Regions from separate parts of the Mus musculus genome. Here region 1 is linked to region 2. Evidence: chromatin loops called from intact Hi-C (ENCODE). Cell type or tissue: heart. All regions are shown on one strand. Each heading gives the region's core, and the rest is flanking DNA. Links, peaks and the distances in the headings are about the cores only.

What was found. A loop is a pair of places that touch in the nucleus more often than their neighbours do. Peaks named below come from ENCODE experiments on the same cell type or tissue, not always from the same donor. Only the 100,000 strongest peaks of a DNase experiment are listed, where the experiment ranks them.
Region 1: it touches region 2 in a loop (5-fold over the local background); 2 of 42 quality-filtered maps call a loop at or near these places.

The regions. Positions count from the first base shown.
Region 1 is chrX:96,125,512-96,135,113 of GRCm38, forward strand. The region is part of intron 1 of Msn (moesin); the gene reads left to right. Among named protein-coding and RNA genes, the nearest start is that of Gm30427, 25 kb to the left of the region's middle. In heart, for the core only: CTCF peaks have their summits at 4,770 and 7,929 (motif pointing left); DNase peaks (open chromatin) are centred at 4,850, 5,350 and 7,960; H3K27ac peaks cover 332 bases.
Region 2 is chrX:96,047,857-96,057,458 of GRCm38, forward strand. No RefSeq gene overlaps it. Among named protein-coding and RNA genes, the nearest start is that of Msn, 43 kb to the right of the region's middle. In heart, for the core only: no CTCF peak of the experiment used is centred there; a DNase peak (open chromatin) is centred at 5,145.

The sequences.
Region 1 (9,602 bases), core at 817-8,816, 78 kb after region 2:
TTACCCGTTGTATGGCTCTTTGGGTACATGCCTGTTTGAGCAGTTATACCATACTTTATTTTGGGAATTTTGTTGTAGAGTGAGTATGGTTCCAAGGCCATGTCACTCAGTCCCCTGTAAATGTGAGAATTGTAGCAGGAGTTGATTTAGGAATGCCTTCTCTTCTCCTGGCTGCTTTATCTGCCTTTTCCAGACAGACCTAGAATTATAGGTGCTCACTTAGTTTTATGCTATTAATTCTAGGAGACAAAACCACTGGAATTTCTGCCAATGGTTACCTCCAGGGCACAAATGAATGAGCAGTTCTCATCCAGGCTTCTTAGTCTTGTCCTTACTCTTTTTCCAAGTCTTCTACCTCTACCCCAGGGACAGAGTAGTTGCAAGGAATATGTAAAGATCCTTCTGCTCTTCAGGACTGACATGTGATTTGTGAGTAGTGAGTGAGTGAGGTTGATGTAAATGATTTTCTAGTGACAATGGCGATCACTTCTTCAAGATCAGGGTTTGGGATCTGGTCAGCATTAAGGTGATTTGAGGGAAGGGAAAGTTGTAGCCATAGATAAATGAAGTAGACCCATTTGTAGACTAACCCTCAACAATTACTTACAGCTGTAAGTCCTTGGGTGTAGTACATTAACCTTTGACACACACTGTTTTCCAGTTGCAGATTAGTAGGGATCTTCATTGAAATTTATGCGAAAAGTACATGAGTATGAGAGTATACATGACTACATGCTTAATAATGTCATCTTTCCCTAAATATCATATTTTACCCTCTAAATATTTAAGATAAAACTGTTTTTTTTACTATTTTATTTATTTGTGTGTAAGAGAGAGGAAGAGAGAGAGAGAGAGAGAGAGAGAGAGAGAGAGAGACAGACAGACAGACAGACAGACAGCGACAGACAGACTGATTCACATGCTCATGATTTGGACCTGGAGTTATAGATGTTTGTGAGTCATCTGATGTGTACTGGGAACTGAACTCAGGTCTTTCTCTGGCAGTGAGTACTCTTAACCCCTGAGCCACCTCTCCAGCCCCTCTGCCTGGAAGTTGTAGGTGTGTCCCCCTGGAGAGCAGTAGTTCTGCTTGATTTTCTCTTAATAGATGAGGAAACTGACATTTGAGCTAGTGATGACCATGACTGATCTGTTTTGTAGGAGACACACCTCTCTTTAGGTCCTCCACTACTACTTTTTGGGTAGATGGGTGGACAGATTGAGAATCTGTGGGTATTTATTGTTTTGTGAAGAGGAACCTCATGTATAAACTTAAAGTCTCAGGTTGAAGGAGTTGGGGGAAAGAAGTATGTGAGATCCAGGCTAGAATGGGTGGTTATGGTATGAGGGAGATAGAGAATGTGCATAAGAGACGATGATTAGAGGAACCCTTACACAAGAGGCCAAAAATAGTTTGTGAAATCAGTGAATCCTTGCTCTTCTGAAGAAGGTCAGGCAGCCTTGGCTGGGGCCCACACCCAGGTCCTTTCTGTGTCGGTAGATTTCATTTCCTTTTTTCTCTGTGTGGTTGGGGGTGAATTGGGTGAGGGTTGAGCATTTTGTCATGATTGCCCCTCTCGATCTATCCATAAGAAAATAGATTCTCTGTAAGAGGTATATTGTAGTAGCTCCTTAACTTTGATGACTTAGTTCCTGTGAGATCTGTAGGTGTTAGGCTACACTGGTATCTTAGTAAAGCAGTAGAGCTTCCTCTCTGTCTTGTACATTCATCCAATTTGTCAGGTTTTTCTTTACTATTTCCTTTTCTGCCTGTGACACACCTCGCTCCTACATCTGATAAATTGGCATAGAAAACCAACATGGTGAGAAGGTCTAATTTATTCTCTTCTGATAAATTCTGCCAAGGTCTGGGAGACGGGATCGGAGGCCTTAACATTTAACTTGATGCCCTTTGTAAGGTTTTCATTTATTATATGTATCTTTGTGACATTTGGAAGACATGAATTGTTTTTCTTTGTCCTGGCTCCTCGTTTTGGTTTCTGCATAACATTTTAAGTACCCCACCCCCTTCATTTATTTTGTGTGATAGCTTTATCTTTCATCCTTCAGAACTCCTTAGCTTTTTAGAAATGTGCTTAGATGGGTCAGGGAGATAAAGGCGCTGGTTGCCAAGCCTCATGACTTGATTTTGATCCCCAGAACCCACATGGTAGAAGGAGAAAACTGACTCTCAAAGGTTGCCCTTGCATGGTTTGGCAGATTCCTGCACTTGGGTGCGCGCGCACACACACACACACACACACACACACACACACACACACACACACAGAGAAAGAGAGACAGAAAGAGAGAGACAGAGAGAGAAAGAGAGAAAGAGACAGAGCGAGAGTGACAGAGAGAGAGAGACTTATGTACACATTGTAAAAAGTTATCTGTCTAGATAGTTTCCTTATCTAGAAATCTCCCTTGTATTTTCATCTTGCTCTCCATTGTTTGGATTCTTTTTGTTTTCTCCATTGCTTTTGATTATTTTTACCTCTGCCCTTACTACGTAGAAGGACAGTTTCCCCATTCACTAATCTACATATTATCTCCATCCAACAAAAATTTCTTTCAGTAAGGTGTGGTGAAAAGTACCTTGTACTTTCTGAACTTGAGCGTTCTGCACCCTCTATCATGCATGTGCATGCACATGCACATGTACATGCACATGTTCACACACACACACACACACACACACACACACACTATTATGTGTGGTTCCTTTTTAAAATGTTCATAGTAGATTGAGAGGTAGCCTTAGTTGATTATCCAAGTCTGTTAGAGTTATAGATAGATGTATAGAGTTGTATTTGATTGTATGCCATGTCTCTTTATGGCCTCCAGGGACAGACCTGACTAGGGCAGCCAGGAAATGAAGAAAAGACAAATACGCAGAGATACAGAAATAGTTGGGGTCTGTTGGTTTGGGATCTCTGCTGGAGAAATGACAGCACTCTGGAAGCTCAGTGTATGTATTATATAGATTTGAATAGAAAGGTGGTATTACTGCATCCAGCTGAAGATGGTTGAGGCAGGGTTGTTACATACACATGAACAGGGAGTCAGGGTTTATGGCATACAACTGGATCAAGGCTTCTGGTTTAGCTAGTCTCAGCGGGAGCGGCCTCTGTAGGGGAGTGATCTTCAGGCCATGAATGTGGGGTTGGCGGTGCTATGGTGGATGTTTGTTCAAACTGTCAACACTTGCACTCAGTTCCCCAGAGAGCAGGTTTTGTACTTTTGCTCTGAGCCTCATCCTGCAGGGAAGGCTTTATCATTCCTGCACGAGTCTGAGTTGGTGCCCATGTCAACAGCACACTCAAGACTTCACTCAGTCAGGGCTTCTTCTGCTTCCTAAAAATTACACGATGATATTTGTTGCTTAGGCCATTTGAGAAACTGTTGGTTATTTCTGGAGAGTCTGGTGGACCTGTTTTCTGTTTGGCTCTGAAAACACTAGATGAAAGTTAAGATGATGGAGAAGAATGTTCTTGTTCTACACGGAGAACTAAATATATCAATATATTTATATTGTAAATTTAGCTGAGTGTGTTTTGTGCATTCACTTTAGTGCTTCAGTGTGAAGATATTGATATGTGGTGGGTGGGGTGCTAAAAATGTTGATATTGTTGCGTAGGCTGAAAAGTTTTCACTGGCTTCAGTGAATTGGTGGATGAGCTTGTAAGTTTAGAGGGCATAACAACAACACAATTTTAGAAAGGTTATCTCAAGCTATGGATTGACCAAAACTAGTAAGTTGGATGTTCTGTATTGTCTAACAAGCTTCCACCCACCCTTTATGTTTGACCTAAGTCCTTTTCCAAAAGTAATCCTGGCTTTCCAAGGTAGTATGACACTCTGCTGGAGGATTTTTGAGACTCTTCCTTTTCTCCAGGCCTATGTGATTAACTTTATGCAGCCAAGAGTTGAGCTGAGCTGCAAGATGAGGTGTGGGTACGAGCAGGTTGTCTGAGAGTTAGGAACAACCTGTTTAGGCACGGGAAGCTGGAATTCCTCTTAGAAGCCCAGTGAGGCTCCTGTTGCACTGAAGAATGGTGCGTTCAGTCAGGCATCACTGAAGGTTGACATCTGACTTCTGACTTCTGACCTTGGATCAGCTGGGAGGACCTCCCTAAACATGGAATGTTCAGCCACATTCTTCACTATATTTATAGGCTAGGAAGGGAAAACAGAGGGGAGCCAGGGAACGAGCTGATTAGCGAGAAGTGAAGACATTAGCAGTGAGTAGGGCTGTGGCACTCCTTCACAACTCTAAATTTGTTTGGTTGCTGCTCTTACAGATTGGAAGTCATTTTCTTTTCCTAAGTTGGGTAATGCCACTCTAGGCCCATTAACTCACTGCTGTCATAGCAGAAATGCCAGTGTTGGTATTTAGGATTACTGTATGAGACTTGTGTGACACTTTTGAAAACACAATTTTCCTGTGTTTTTGTATCTTCTGGTTCACTGATCAAGGAAGGACACTGGCATTGTCCTTCCACTGGCATTGTCTTACAATCTTGAAATGTAAAAGAAGTTGGCCTTTTACCCCATAAAATAAATTTATTTATTTATTTATTTATTTATTTATTCTGGAAGCAATGTGATCTGTCATCCTCTGTCTTTAGGTATGTATCCTTCACTGTATCAGGTGATCTCAAGATTATCTAGTCACTCTTCCTGTCCGTCCCTCTGTGAAACTCGGAGATTTACTTCAGATTATTTAGCCTGTTGAGGCAGAGAACTCTGGCTCCCTCTCCAGTCAATCAGATCCTCCTCCACCGAGGGGAAGTGTGGTAATGACATTATCTTTCCCTAGGCAGCCACGTGTTCTCTGAGAACAGGATGTGGGGAGGGCTGGGGCCCAGTCACAGGGTGTAGGGGATGGCCCTGGAAAGTGGGCTGGCATGTAGCCACGAAGGTTGATGTGGGCTTCCTTGGCTTTGAGATACTTTGAGATTCATTAAAAGCCCCTATACTCATTCACAAATGTTCACTCATGTGTATACCTTACTCCTACCTATGACATGGCTGCATTCTTAACCCAAGAAAAATATACTGGTGAAACACCTGTGTATATGAGGTCCTGATGTTTGGCCTGCAGTTCAGTGGATCGGCCAGGTCTGCTAACTGTACTAGCCCATTCCTAATTGTTCCTGTCAGGCTAGCAAGGTGAGGTTGAATAGCTTAGCCCTAGTAGACATTGGGGATGCCTCCCTGCTCTTTCTCATGGCCCTAGTTCATTTCCGACCCTCAGATGGCTCCTTAGTACATTGGGGGTGATTTGCATGTTTAGTTTCTTTTTAGGCCTCATCTTCCCCCTGCCCCCACAGCTTCTGCTTGGTATGTCTGGAGATGTACTGCTGAGGGTGGGGAAAAGAGGATGTAGCTAGCTTCCTGTTCAAAGGAGGGTGGGGCTGCCGCCTTCCTGCTTGTCTGCCCGCCCCCCTCCCCCAGCTGTCAGTCACCCGGCACTTAACTGCCTAAAGGGTTCAGCTCGGAATGACCCGAGGCTGAAGGAATATGCAGGCATATTAAAAAGGGGATTTACTCACTTTAGCTCCTCTTTTCAATGAGGATAGATGGACCCTCTGAAAACACCTTCGGAAGCCAGCTAGTTTGACCCCCGTATTTCAGGCCGAGAGACAAAGGGTCCAGAGAATACTATAAGGAATTTATGGCAGAGCTAAGATGAGTAGAATTCTAGGAGACCAGACTGGAACTCTCCATTTCCCCATGTTATTCTAGAGGGTTTCAAACTGGCCAAGCTGTCTGGTGAGCTATAGCACCCTATGTGAGAGCTTATGGCTAGAGGCCACTAGATTACTTGGATAAAGTTAAATGATAACTGTCAAAATAACTTGTAACTAAAAGAAATTGCGAAGAGCAAATAATAGTCAGTGTACTGGTAGCTTTGAAAACCCATACTGTAGTTTTACCTCTGAATTTGCATTAGATGCTTTTTTGTCCTCCTGAGAAATGTATGTAGCCCAAACTAGTCTTGAACAGTCTGCTGTAGTATGGTGCTGGGATATTACAATTGTCTCCATAAAGCCTAACTAAGCAAATTGCTTTTCCCTCAGTGACCCTCCCATTTCTTCTTTCATGAAGAGTTGCATCTCTGCTTTACTTTTGATGTTTGTTCTTTGTCCCTTAGTTCTCAGAGAATCCAAGAAGGGGAGGTTGGTGTTTAAGGTCTGCTCATTGCCAGAAAATTCCCCTGAGAATGAGTAAGTGTGGAATGCTTATGAGGCAGAGAACTCAGGAAGACTCTTGACAGAGGCCTTAAATTAGAGCATTTTGATCAATATGTTTTGGCTGCTGAGTTATCTGTACCTCCCACTGTCTGGTTCTTAACTAGATGGAAAGATGGTTGAATACTCTGGACAATAGCTCAAAGGTTTGGCACAATTTTCTGTTTAGGCTTTCAAAATCTCCTCCTCCTGCCTGTAGCACCTGTTCTGTCACATCTTATCTTCAAGGTCCCTGAATGAAGATTTCCGAGCCAGAAAACATCTTGGACATCTAGGTTACTGATCCTGTGCTCTGATGTCACCAGCATCTGTGCCAGAGTATGTTTCTTTAAGCTCAGGTAGTGAGTATCTCAGGGTATTTGTTGAAATACAGATTCCCAAGCCTCTTCTCTGGAGAATATATTATAGTAATCTTGCGTTGGCAACTAGGAATCTGGGTTGTTGACTAATGTCAGAAATGGTGTTTGCAATCAGTTAAGGGCACCATCTCATCAGTACCAAACAACATGTTTGCTACACTGGCATTGCTATGCTCACTTTATTAAGGGCTTTTGGCTCATTGTTGGTAGAGCTAGATCTTGTATTGATGTTTTTAGGATATTATTCCATGCTCTCCCTGCTATTGAGATACTACTTTAGTTTATGGGTATAGGTAGTGGTGCTTCTTGGTAGGGAAGAATAGGCATTATTGTCATCATACTTTATAAACAAGGATACTAGAAAATAGAGGGATGTAGTGGCTATAGAAAGACTATGGCATCCTTGATCTCTGTGGTGGATGTGGGTTATATGTTTAATCTTGGAGAGCTTTTCCTAAACCACTTGCTCAATGTCTTCTAGTTAACCTGTGCTTTCTGTGTTTCCCTCAATCAGATAGTTTCCAAGCCATTTTATCATCATGAGGTTTACAAACTCGGAAGGGCCTTGAAAAGTAGTTCTTACTTTCTGATGGCCAGTCCCCTTCTGACCCAAGAAGCCAGAATCTGTGTGGATCGGCAAGGGACTCTTCTAAAAATTTACCTCAGGTGATAGATTGTATTGAGTCATTTTGAGGCCTATTGTATGATCTTTGTGATACCAGCTGTGAGAATTTGGGAGTCTTGGTAAGTTTTACTGAGTGGTAAGGGTTAGTAATAAAAGACTGCAGGAAAAAATAGTCAGGCAGAGTTCAGAACAAGGAAGGAAGACATGACAGCCTTTGAAGAGAATAAAACACTGTAACTGCTCTGCTGTGTTCACTCATCCTTTATGATTCTGTTTTTTTTTTTTTTTTGAGGAAAATTTCTCATCTCTCCTAAGAGAGAGAACATTTAAAAATGCTGTGCCAGGCTTTGTGGTGCATGTATGTAATTCCAGCATCAGGGGTGTGAAGGGCAGGAAAATTAGGAGTTAAAGATCATCTTTAACTACTATTAAACAACTACTTTCATACCGAAGTAGATAGAAGTCAACCTTAGCCTAGCCCTGGGGTTGAAAGCAGTTCTTTTTGATGAGGCCTGTAAGCCTTCTCCTGGCCCCTGAATAGTTTACTGATCCTGGCTTTAGCAGTTTTAACACCCAGACCTCAGCTGGTGCCTGGATCAACTGCATTGTTCTTCAGAGACAGACATGACATCGAAGGTTGATGTGTTGTGCTCCTAAGCAGGGGGAATAGAGCCCTCTTCTGGTGCCCTGGGCAGAGCCTGCGTCTTCAGGCTGCCAAAAATGCTCTGTCTCCAGTCTACAAATAACTTCCTGTGGAACTTGCTGGCAGGAGCCTGGGTCAAGCAGGAAGCTGACTGGAGAGAGTGAAGCCCAGCTGGGTGTGGCTCCAAATAACAGTTTCTCACATTTGGATGCTTATTTTATTAATGATGGGCTTACTTCCTTTTCATTTCAGCACCTTCAAAGTTTTATGGGAATTGTTATTCTTGGCTACCTAGGTATGGACCCATTCCTTTTATTCTTTATGTCTTTGCTTCCATGTTGTTATGAAATATTGTGTCTCCCTAGAATGGGTGGTAGTGGTTATCTCAGCATGAAAGTTAGATCTATGCCCTGTTGAAAACTAGACTTCCAAATAGTGTCACTTTTGTGTTTTTAATTGAAACCTACTGGTACAGCCAGCCTCCTTCACATAGTATCTCCAGATTCAAAGTAGCATGTATAAAGGGTCTACTAACTACTTCTACTATCTAGGGTGGCATGAGGGCATAGTAAATGTGCTATGGAATCAAGAGCTAGTTTTTAAAAACTAGATATTATTTGTGGTGTTGGAGCACTGAGCCACTCTCATAGCCCAAGCGCCCAGGTTTTAATCCCTGTTCTCAAACTTCCTAGTAGCTGTGTGACCCTGGGACAGTGCCTCTCTTTCTCATCCCTCAGTTTTCCTATCTGTGAACTGGTGAATTTGAGTCAAATGCTCACTGAGGTCCTTTCAGGTTTAAGGGTTTGGGAATTCACACTGCTTATCGTTTCTGGATAACCATATTAAGGACATCGTGGGGCAACCTATGTGCCTGAAGGAAGATCCGACCTGGGGTTGGGCATTGTTTGTTTCTAGGGTATGTTTTGACTGATAAGCTGCTTTTGACAGTGAGACCATAATTAATTCAACACACACACACACACAAACACGAGTAGTTTCTTGCTGATAAGGTGGCTGTATCCTCATTGCTGAGAAGGTTCAGTACCTCAAACATGGTAACTGAAAGAGTAGCACTCAAGTCTCTAGTGTACTCTGTCAGTTGAAATGCTTCTTGGAATTTTTAGAGGGCAGGGCTGAGCCAAAACAAATGAAAGAGACTCTTGTCTCCTGTGTCTTTTCGAGCAGCTGGAGTGGCTGGAGAACTAATGTTGAGTCATGAAGGTATGGGTGTGGGTCAGGATTGCTGCGGTTTTCTTCTGTAGAAAGTACAGAGAACAGACACAGACATAGGAAAAGTGAAGCCCAGGCAGGTCTGGAAAGGTCTGGAAATAGAGGTCAAAAGGGAGGGAAGGGGATAATCATGCCAGGTGCTGTTTCCAAATCATTAAGGACAAAGACGAATGAGTTGTGGGAAAGTTGATGTGTGTGTATATATGTTGGGGGCAAGAGGCCGGGTGAAGGGGTTCTCCACCTCCGGGGATAGAAGATCAAGGCAGTGCTTGCTTTCTTCTTAGGGAAAAGAAGTGCTTGAGGCTTCTCTGTTCCCCTAAGAATCAAGATAGTCCAGGCCCTGCCGCAGGAAATGCTGGCTGAAGGTTATTTGAGTGACTCTGGTGATTACTCTCTGCCTGAGGAAGAGATTGGAGTTCTGGGGTTGCTCTAGTAAGGCCTGTACTTCCTCTTGCTCCTCTGCTCCAATTATAACTGTCTTCCTCCCA
Region 2 (9,602 bases), core at 538-8,537:
CCTTAGAAGAGCCATGAATAATAAGTCAGTTTAGCAAGAGAAGGCCGATGTGGACATATTTCAGGCAAAAAGTTATTTATTGGGCATGGTAGCCAGAAGAAGTTTACAATGTCTATAGGTTGAAGAGTTAAATATAGGAAGAAGCCAGACCACATTCGGGAATAAGCAATAAGTAATCAAACAAAGACTTAGCATGTTACTGGAGCCATAAAATCCCTCAGATCCTTGGTCAGGGTAGAGGTTTCAGCAGCATTCCTCATCCTTCAGGCTTTTCTTCAAATTCTGCTGGAAAGGTGTGAGCTCCTTCCTGGGTCTCTGGTAGAACACTTACATTCCTTTTCCAAAAACTTCTGTTACAATGTTTCTTATAGTCTAGGAATATTTACATAATTTCCTAATCCTCTGTAAACCATCACCAAAGCCCCAAGCGTATCTGTTATTGTTGATATTACTCTCTCTCTCTCTCTCTCTCTCTCTCTCTCTCTCTCTCTCTCTGTGTGTGTGTGTGTGTGAGAGAGAGAGAGAGATCCAAAGACAAAATTTCAGAGTCTGTTCTCTCTCTCTCTCTCTCTCTCTCTCTCTCTCTCTCTCTCTCTCTCTCTCTCTATTATATAGGTTTGAACCTGTACCCTGTGAGCCATCATCTCTCCAAACTTTGGGGTTTTGAAACAGAGTTAACCTATGTAGCCCAGGCTTCCCTTGAATTTGTCATTTGTCATAGCCTTCTGAGTGCCAGGATTATAGACACTCTAGTCTTCATTTTTAATATTTAATTTACACTTTAATTTTCATTTTAATCTAATTGTATCACTTCTACTTTCCCCTTGCTTTACTCAACCTTTCCTATGTCTCCTCTCTCTAGTCCTTCCTATGCATCCACAACTTTCTCTCACATTAATGGCTTTCTTCTTTGATTATTTTTGTGATAAATACATTGTCAACAGTCCATGCTAACAGTAAATACCACTGGGTTCCTCCCAGGGACTTAGCAATAGCTTAAGTCATCACTTGCCTCAACCAGCAGGCGTACTGGGTGTGGGCTGCCTGTAAAAGGACTTCCTACGGTCCCAGCACTCTCTCTGTTCCCATGTGTTCCAAGCCAGTCAGTCTGTCTTTCACCTTCTGTCCTTTTCTGTTCCCCACTTCTTGCCCTCATGTCTCTGCTCCTGCCTGTCTGCTTGTCTGCTTGTCTACTCATTCACTGATCTGCCTCTACCCCTTCCCAGTTCCTCACTCCTCTCCCTTCTCCCTTTATACCAGATTTGCTGCATGGTGTAATTTCTCAGGGGGATCCTAGGCATGAGCCTGCCAGGTAACCCCTGACCATATTATATTTCATAACACTCACACTGAAGATCGGATTGGTCTGGCAGTGTGTACTCCAGGGTGACCATGAACTCATGGTAATACTGCTTCAACTTCCTGAGTGCTGTGTTTATAGACCTTCACTATGACCACACCTATTTAAGGTTTTGGATTTGAACACCAACATCACAAAACAAAACAAGTCAGAAATGGTGATAATGATGCACACCTGCAATCTCAGTACTGAGAAGGCGGAGGCAGGAAGGCTGCTCTAAGTTTGGAACCAGTCTGGGACACATAGTAAGTACATGGATAGTCAGAGCTGTAGAGGGATCTTAATCAAATTCTTAGCATACACCTTTAATCTCTCTGGATGAAATACAGACATGCCCTTACTATATACCTTTAATTCCAAACAATAAAGGAAAAGTTAGTTATTTTAAATATGTGAATATACTGTAGCTGTCTTCAGACACACCAGAAGAGGGCAAACAATCCCATTATAGATGGTTGTGAGCCACCATGTGGTTGCTGGGAAATGAACTCAGGACCTCTGGAAAAGTAGTCAGTGCTCTTACCCGCTGAGCCATCTCTCCAGCCCAAGAGCACAATAGTTTTGAAAGTGATATCTAATTGAGAGGCAAAGTGAAGATTTGGCAGAATAGGATATGTCCAACTCTCATGAGAACAGAGAGGAAGGACAGTCAACCCAAGAGCTAGCAGTGCAGAGGGAGAGAGGAAGGAAGAAGTTTTACCGGGAGAGATTTACAGAGACAGGTTGAAGAGAACAAGCTAGACACAGGTGATGACAGAGCAAGCCGGAGAATGAGAAGGAGACACAAGATCAGAACAGATTGCTAAAGTTAGTTTGAGGCTAGGCATAACAATTTAGTCAGAGGCTGAGAGAGAGAAGGTAGATTGAAGCAGTCAGTTTGGGAAGGAGTTTGAGTCAGAACAGCTGAGTTGAACCAGTCAGCAGAGTTCAGAAAGAACAAGAAAGGGTGAGCTTATTCAGTAGTAAGCCTTGGAGACTGAAAACATTCTAGGTCTAGATAAGATTGGGGGAAGGGGCTAGAGTTAACCGACAGAGGCAATAAGCCTGGGAGACAACAATTACATCAGGTGAACAGAAGTTACTGTAACACAGAGCTATACAGCAACATCATATATCAAAAAGGAAGCCAAAATACTTCAAAGACTTGTATGTGTTAGGCAATTGAACTATACTCCACTAGCTGTATACTTTCTTTTATATCTTTTTGTCTATGCATCTGTAGTATACATTAAGTGGATGTGAGTGCCTGATGCATTATGCATCATTATGCAAAAATGAGGGTTACTTGGGTTCATGTCCATGTTTACCTTGAGTATTTCATCTGGGGACTGGAACTACCAGCACCTCTGGAGCACTGGATCTTTGTGGTTCACATTAGGACTTCATTCACAAACGGGCCTCAAACCCATAATACTCTAGCCATCACCTCCACTGCTGATATTACAAGAGTCACAGCATTCTTACTGTGTCTGTTGGCTTGATGCTAGGGTTAAGGATGGGCAATGATTCCTTTTCTTCTCTCTTTGTTTTTTCCTACTACTCCTTGCTCTCCCATCTCTCTGAGTCTATCCCACCCCTTTCTCTTCCCTCTGAAGTTTTCCTTTTTTTTTTCTTTTGTAATTTTTTAAGATAGAATTTTTTTTGCAGCCCATGCTGATTATGAACTTGCTAGGTGGTAGAGGAAGATGACTTAGAACATCTAATCCTCCTACATTTATTTCTCTGATTGCTGGAATCATAGGTAGCACCACTTATGTGGAAGTGGAACTAAATCAAGGGCATTGCGCATATTGGGAAAGCACTGTACCAACTAAACTAGATCTCCAGCTTATTTTAAAATTTTAAATGTGTGTGTGTGTGTTTGTGGTGTAGGTGGCAATTCATGTATGTGGAGGTTAGAAAGTGACTCTCAGGAGTAAGTTCTCTCCTGTAAGCATACATTTTTTTTGCAATCTACTTTTAATAATTGTTCAACCTCTCCTCTAGCCCACCACCCAGCAGAGTAGTGGAAGAGAAAAGTTATTAGGATATGAGGGAAGTGGACCTGTTCAGCAATAGTTCTTTGCAAGTGAACTTGATCTTCTTGGGCATCAGTTCAGTCCCAAAGCAAACAACAAATACATTCAGTAGCTGCAGATTGGTCCTCTAGGCAGGCGGACATCAAGCATCAATCCGTAGCTACAGTCCAGTCCTTTCAGCAAGCAGACACCAGGCAGCTGTGGTTCAATCCTGAAGAAACTGCCAGGCTCACCAACTGGCCTGAGGTGCTGCAGAAACCTCAAGAGCAGTTCTTGGGTAAGCTTCTCTCAATGGCAGTGTTACCACAAATTGAGCTCAACAATGCTATGTAAGAGGAACCAATACATGCAAGTATTGGTTAGAGAATAGGGAGACAGAGCAAACCAAACCAATTCTCAATGCTCATCTCCCACTGTCTGTGGGGTCATATTTATACTCCTTCATCATGGGTCCTTTCACGTGTTTGCTATATGCAAACATCCTTTCACCTGTGTCTCCAGCTTTAGGAAAACAGTCTCTCACATGTTTGCTTTAAGCAAGATGTCCTTTCACCTGTGCTCCCCAGTAAAACATCATTTGACATCACTAACTTTTCAAAGAAACTAGAAGTTTCCACTTCACTCTCCTGTCACTTTGTGAGAGCAAATGACTGAAGGACAGTCATCAGTCAGCCTTGACACGAAGTACCTGGACCTGCTAAGCCATCTCATCAGCCCTGTAGTTTTGTTTTGGAGACAAAGTCTAACTTCTAGCTAAGGTTATCCTGGAGTTCACTATGTAGCCCAGAGTGGCCTCCTCAAGCTCTTAACAGACTACCTGCTTCAGACTTCCAAATACTGGGATTCTAGGAATGCCCTACCATACCCACGTCTTACTTTGTCTTCTTCATGTTGGTATTGTGGACACCATACATTGTGTTTTTCTCCCAACCACTCTGCCTTTTTTTGTCTCTTTCAAATTCCTTTGTCATTTATTTCTTGATTTCTGTGCTCATGAGTGTTTCATCCTCTCCTTTCTCTTCACTAAGTGTACTGGGACCATGAGAAGTAAAAAATTTGGGATAATGGAGATAGCTCATTCAGTAAAGTGCTTGCTATGTATGCATAATGGCCTGAGTTTGATTCCAGCACCCACCTAGGGAATAAAAAACCTGGTGTGGTGCTATCTGTCTGTGTATTCCCAGTGCCAGAGTGGGCAGATACAGAAAGATTCCCGGAGCTGACAGGCACTGAACTAATTTTGTTAACTGAGAGATTGTTTCTGAAAAATAAGGTAGGGGACAGCTGAAAAATAATACCTGAGCTTGAACTCTGGCCTCCAAGTGCAATCATAACCCCCTTCTACATGCACACACATAGAAAGAAAAAAAAAAGACAGAGGAACTAAACATGGGCTTGGTGACCTGCAATTCCAGTCACTAAAGGTGGAGATGGGATATTCAAGGCCATTCCCAGCCCCATAATGAATCTGAGTCTACCCTGAGCTGCAAAAGACCAAGTCTCAAAACAAAGCAAATATTTTAATTTAATTTTCTTGTACTTTTTTTTAAGGTAAGCTGTTCTCTCTGCAGAGAAGCTAAGGATGAGACTTGGAGCTAAATTTGGATGTTTCAGGCTTGGGTGTGGCTCTCTAGAAGACAATTAAAGAAAATCGAGGGAAAACTGGTTTGCTCAGTCATGGGATGGGAGCCTGGGTGGGAACTTGGCAGAGTGTGAGTTCCAACATTCAGTCTGTGTCCTGGCCCAGAACACTCTGACTGAGGCCTTGAGGCTATTTTTGGAAGCTTTCAAAATATCCCAGAAGGTGGGTCTGCCCCACCCCCATTCAGCTTGGGATGCCAGAATATTCATTGAACTGAGTAACTGAGGTCTGTCCCTGTACTTTTTCCTAAGCTCCCAGTGGCCACTAGAAAAACAATTCTTAAACTATCTCAGATGTGGGCACAACAGAGGAGAGGAGAGGAGAGGAGAGGAGAGGGGAGGGGAGGGGAGGGGAGGGGAGGGGAGGAACAGCAGTTGTTGACCCAGAGAATCAGAAGTGGGTGAATATAGTGAGTGCCCCGATTCCAAGAACCTGAAGTATTCTGGCAAGAATTGTGGAGGTCAGTGGAGGTCAGTGGAGGTCAGATAGTCTTACTCCCTCAATATTTATTTATTTATTTACCCATTTTCAATTTCATTAGTTTTAGGTATGCATGTGTGAACAGGAACATGTGCAGATCAGAGGGCAGCTTATGGAAGTCACTTCTTGTCTTCTAACGTGTGGGTCCAAGGAACTGAACTCAGGAAATCAGGCTTAGCAGCAGTTACTCCTTCCCACTGAGCTATCTCAGTAGCCTCATGTTTATTTGTGTGTGTGTTGGGGGCAGTATGGGAGGAAGGATGGCAGGAATGGTGGCGTATACTTTTAATTCCAGCACTTGGGAAGCAGAGGCAGGTGGATCTCTGAGACTTTGAGGCCAGCCTGGTCTATATAGAGCAGGTTCCAGGTCAGCCAGGACTGTTATACAGAGAAACCCCCCCCCTTGAAAAAATTAATACAAAACAAAAATTCTAACAAACATGCTCCCATTTTGGTTTTTGAGGTAGGCTTTCAAGTAGTCCTGTATGCTATGGTATCCAAAGATAACCTTGATTCCCTGGTCTTTCTGCCTAAGGCTCCCAAATTCTAGGATTACAGGTGTGGACTACTGTACTCAGAAGCCTGGAGGTAGAACTGTTTTTATCTTTCTTTCAAGGACAATAAACTCATTGAGGTAACTTATGTTTGTAATTCCATTGTACTTAGGAGGGTGAGTCAAGAAGTCTGTGAATTCCAGGCTAGCCTGGACTACAGAGTGAGACTAGACTTGGTAATTGGATATTAAGCTCATGCTCTTGGCAGTGAATTTGATTGCTGAGGGAACAGATCTCAACTCTTTCAATTCTGTCCTAGTTTGATATCTCTGGTATGGAGAACTAGATTATTTTAACACCTTGGTTTTTATTTGAATGTTTGTTTTTTCTGCCTTGGGTCTCTAATTGAGAAATTTAGTTTCAATCTTAATCAGGAAGCTCTATCAAAATGAATGTGGTGCTGGGGCCGTGAGAGGCAACTGTTAGTCTTAATGTGTTTCTAGCTCTCTTGCACCTATTGTGTAAAGCCATCCTAAATCTAGGCAGACACTTAGATCTGCTTGTGATTTAGTCCCCACATACCCTTTCTAATAGTGCTTACTTGCTTTTGATCCTTGAAACCTTACAGGCTCTGATGTATTTTTGACATTCCCTAGCTCCCTTTCTCTCCTCCAGCTTCCTCCTTCTCAGGAAAGAGGCAGGAAGCAGGGCTATTGCCACAGTCTGAGGGTTGCTTGGCCTAAACTGCAGCTTTCAGCTTAGTAGAGCTACATAGCAAGACTCTGTCTACAAAAACATTTAAAATTTTAAAAAAAGAAAAGGAAAATGCTCTGGGGTAGAGGATATAGCTCAGTTAATAGATTGAGTAGCATGCACAAACTCTGACTTTATTCTCCATCACTACAAAAATTGGGTGTGTGTTTGTAACTTCAGCACTTTGGAGGTGAAGGTGGGAAGATGAATAAGAATGGAAGACCATCCTTGGCTATACAGCAAGTTCAAAGCCATTTTGGGACACAGGAGACCTATCTGAAAAGGAAAAGAAATCTTCAAGCCTTCCAGGGGCTTCCATCCAAAGATAACCAACTTCACTTTTCTGACCTAATCCTTACTACCCCTCGTTAGTGATCTTTCTATAAAAGATGTTCTTGTTCTTATATAGCACACAATCTCCTATATGTTGAACAAGGTTTGCCCTTGTTCAATCCTTTATCTGAATACTTCTCCAGTTCTTTCATGTGCTACTCGATTGTTGCCTTCTCAACAAGGTGGTTTTTGCTTTCCCTTACCTGAGCTTGTGACTGCTGCTACATCATTTAACTCAATCCTTGCTTTAGCATTAGTTTTGATCACCAGCTAATATATCACATAGTATTATTTTTATTTGGTGTCTGTCTTCTCTATGAGACTATAAGTTCCATGAGACTAATTATCTTTCATTATGGCTATTGCCCTAGTTCATGTTTGAGCACCTGCTACATCATGAGTTTTTATAGTTTTTTTAAATTTTTCTTAATTTTAATTATTTTTTTTATTTGCATGAGTATGTGTATGCATGTGTTTTCAGAGGACAGAGGCATCTGATCTTCCTGGATATGGAAATTACAGGCTGTTATAAGCTGCCTGACATGTATGCTAGGAATTGATCTCAGGTATTCTGCAATCACAGCATGAATCCTTAAACACTAACCTATCTCTTCAACTTATTTATTTTTTTGGATTTTATTTACTTATTTATTTTTGGGTTTTTTTGAGACAGTTTCCTTTTCTAAAGATTTATTTATTTATTTATTCATTTATTTTTCAGGGAAGAAATTACAGTTCATTTTCAAATGATCTTTGCTTTCTTTCTTCCAATAATTTATGTTCTTATTCACTTTAAATCCCAATTGCAGCCCCTCTCTCAGTCCTGCCCTTACAAATCCCTCCCCTGAATACCCTGTCCTCTTCTCCTTGGATAAATAGGAGTCCCCCCTTGGGTACTACTCCACCCTCGGCATCTAGCCCCAGCAGTACTAGGCACATCCTCTTCCACTGAGGCTCAACCAGGCAGTCCAGGTAGGGGAAGGGGAATTTAACAGCAGGCAGCAGTTAGAGATGTCCATGCTGTCTGTTCAATTTTTAGGGGACCCACAGGAAGATCAAGTTGCACATCTACTACAAATGTGTAATGCTCTTTGGTTGATGGATCAGTCTCTGTGAGCTCCCAGAGGTCCAGGTTAGTTGACTCTGTTGGCCTTCTTGTGGTGTCCTTGACCCTACTGGCTCCCTCAATTCTATCTCCCATTCTTCCTCAAAACTCCTGAGCTCTGCCTGATGTTTGGCTGTGTGTCTTTGCATCTGTTTCCATTAGCTACTGGATGAAGCCTCTCAGAGGAAAGTATGCTAGGCTCCTGTCTACAAGTATAACATAGTATCATTAATAGTGTCAGGGACTGGCTCTCTCCCATGGGGTGGGTCTCAAGTTGGACCAGTCATTGGTTGGCTATTCACTCAATCTCTGCTCCATCCTAATCCCTGTGAATCTTGTAGGCCAGACACATTTTGGTTGAAGGTTTTGTGGATGGGTTGATGCCTCCCCCTTCACTGGAAGTCCTCTGTGTCTACAGGAGATGGCCACTTTAGTCTCTAGATCCCCTGCTGATAGGAATCGCAGCTAGGGTCATTCCCATACACTCCCCATATCCTCCCCTGCTCCAGGCCTCCAGCTAGTTCCAGAGATATCCCCTACCAATTTCTATTCTCACTCTCAGCACTCTCCCACGCCCACACAACTTTTCACCATCCCCATTCCTCTCTTCACCTTCTTTCTAACCCTGTTCCCTTTCTTCATCCACCTCAGATGGCTATTTTGTTCCCCCTTCTGAGTGATATTTATGCATCCTTCCTTGGGTCCTCCTTATTACCCATTTTCTTTGGGTCTGTGGATTGTAGCATGGTTATCCTGCACTTTACGGATAATATCCACATGTAAGTAAGTATATATCATATATGTCTTTATGAGTCTGGGTTATTTCACTCAGAATGATATTCTCAAGTTTCATCCATTTGCCTGCAATTTTTTTCTTTTCTTCTTTTTAAAAAGATTTATTGTATGTATGTATGTATGTATGTATGTATGTATGTATGTATGTGAGTATACTGTAGCTGTACAGATGGTTGTGAGCCTTCATGTGGTTGTTGGAATTGAATTTTAGGACCTCTGCTTGCTCTGGTTGGCCCTGCTCACTCAGGTTGGCCCCCGCTCACTTTGGTCAACTCTGCTCTCTCAGTCCTTGCTCACTCAGGCTCAAAGACTTATTTATTATTATAGGTAAGTACACTGTATCTGACTTCAGAAGAACCAGAAGAGGGTGTCAGATCTCATTAAGGGTGACTGTGACCTAACATGTAGTTGCTGGGATTTGAACTCAGGACCTATGGAAGAACAGTCAGTGCTCTTAACCACTGAGCCATCTTTCCAGCCCTGCTTGCATTTCATGATTAATAGCTGAATAGGATTTCATTGTGTAGGTGTACCCCATTATTCTTATCCATCTTTTTAAGTTGTGGGACATCTGTATTCTTATCCATTTTTCTTTTAGTTGTGGGACATCTGTATTGATTTG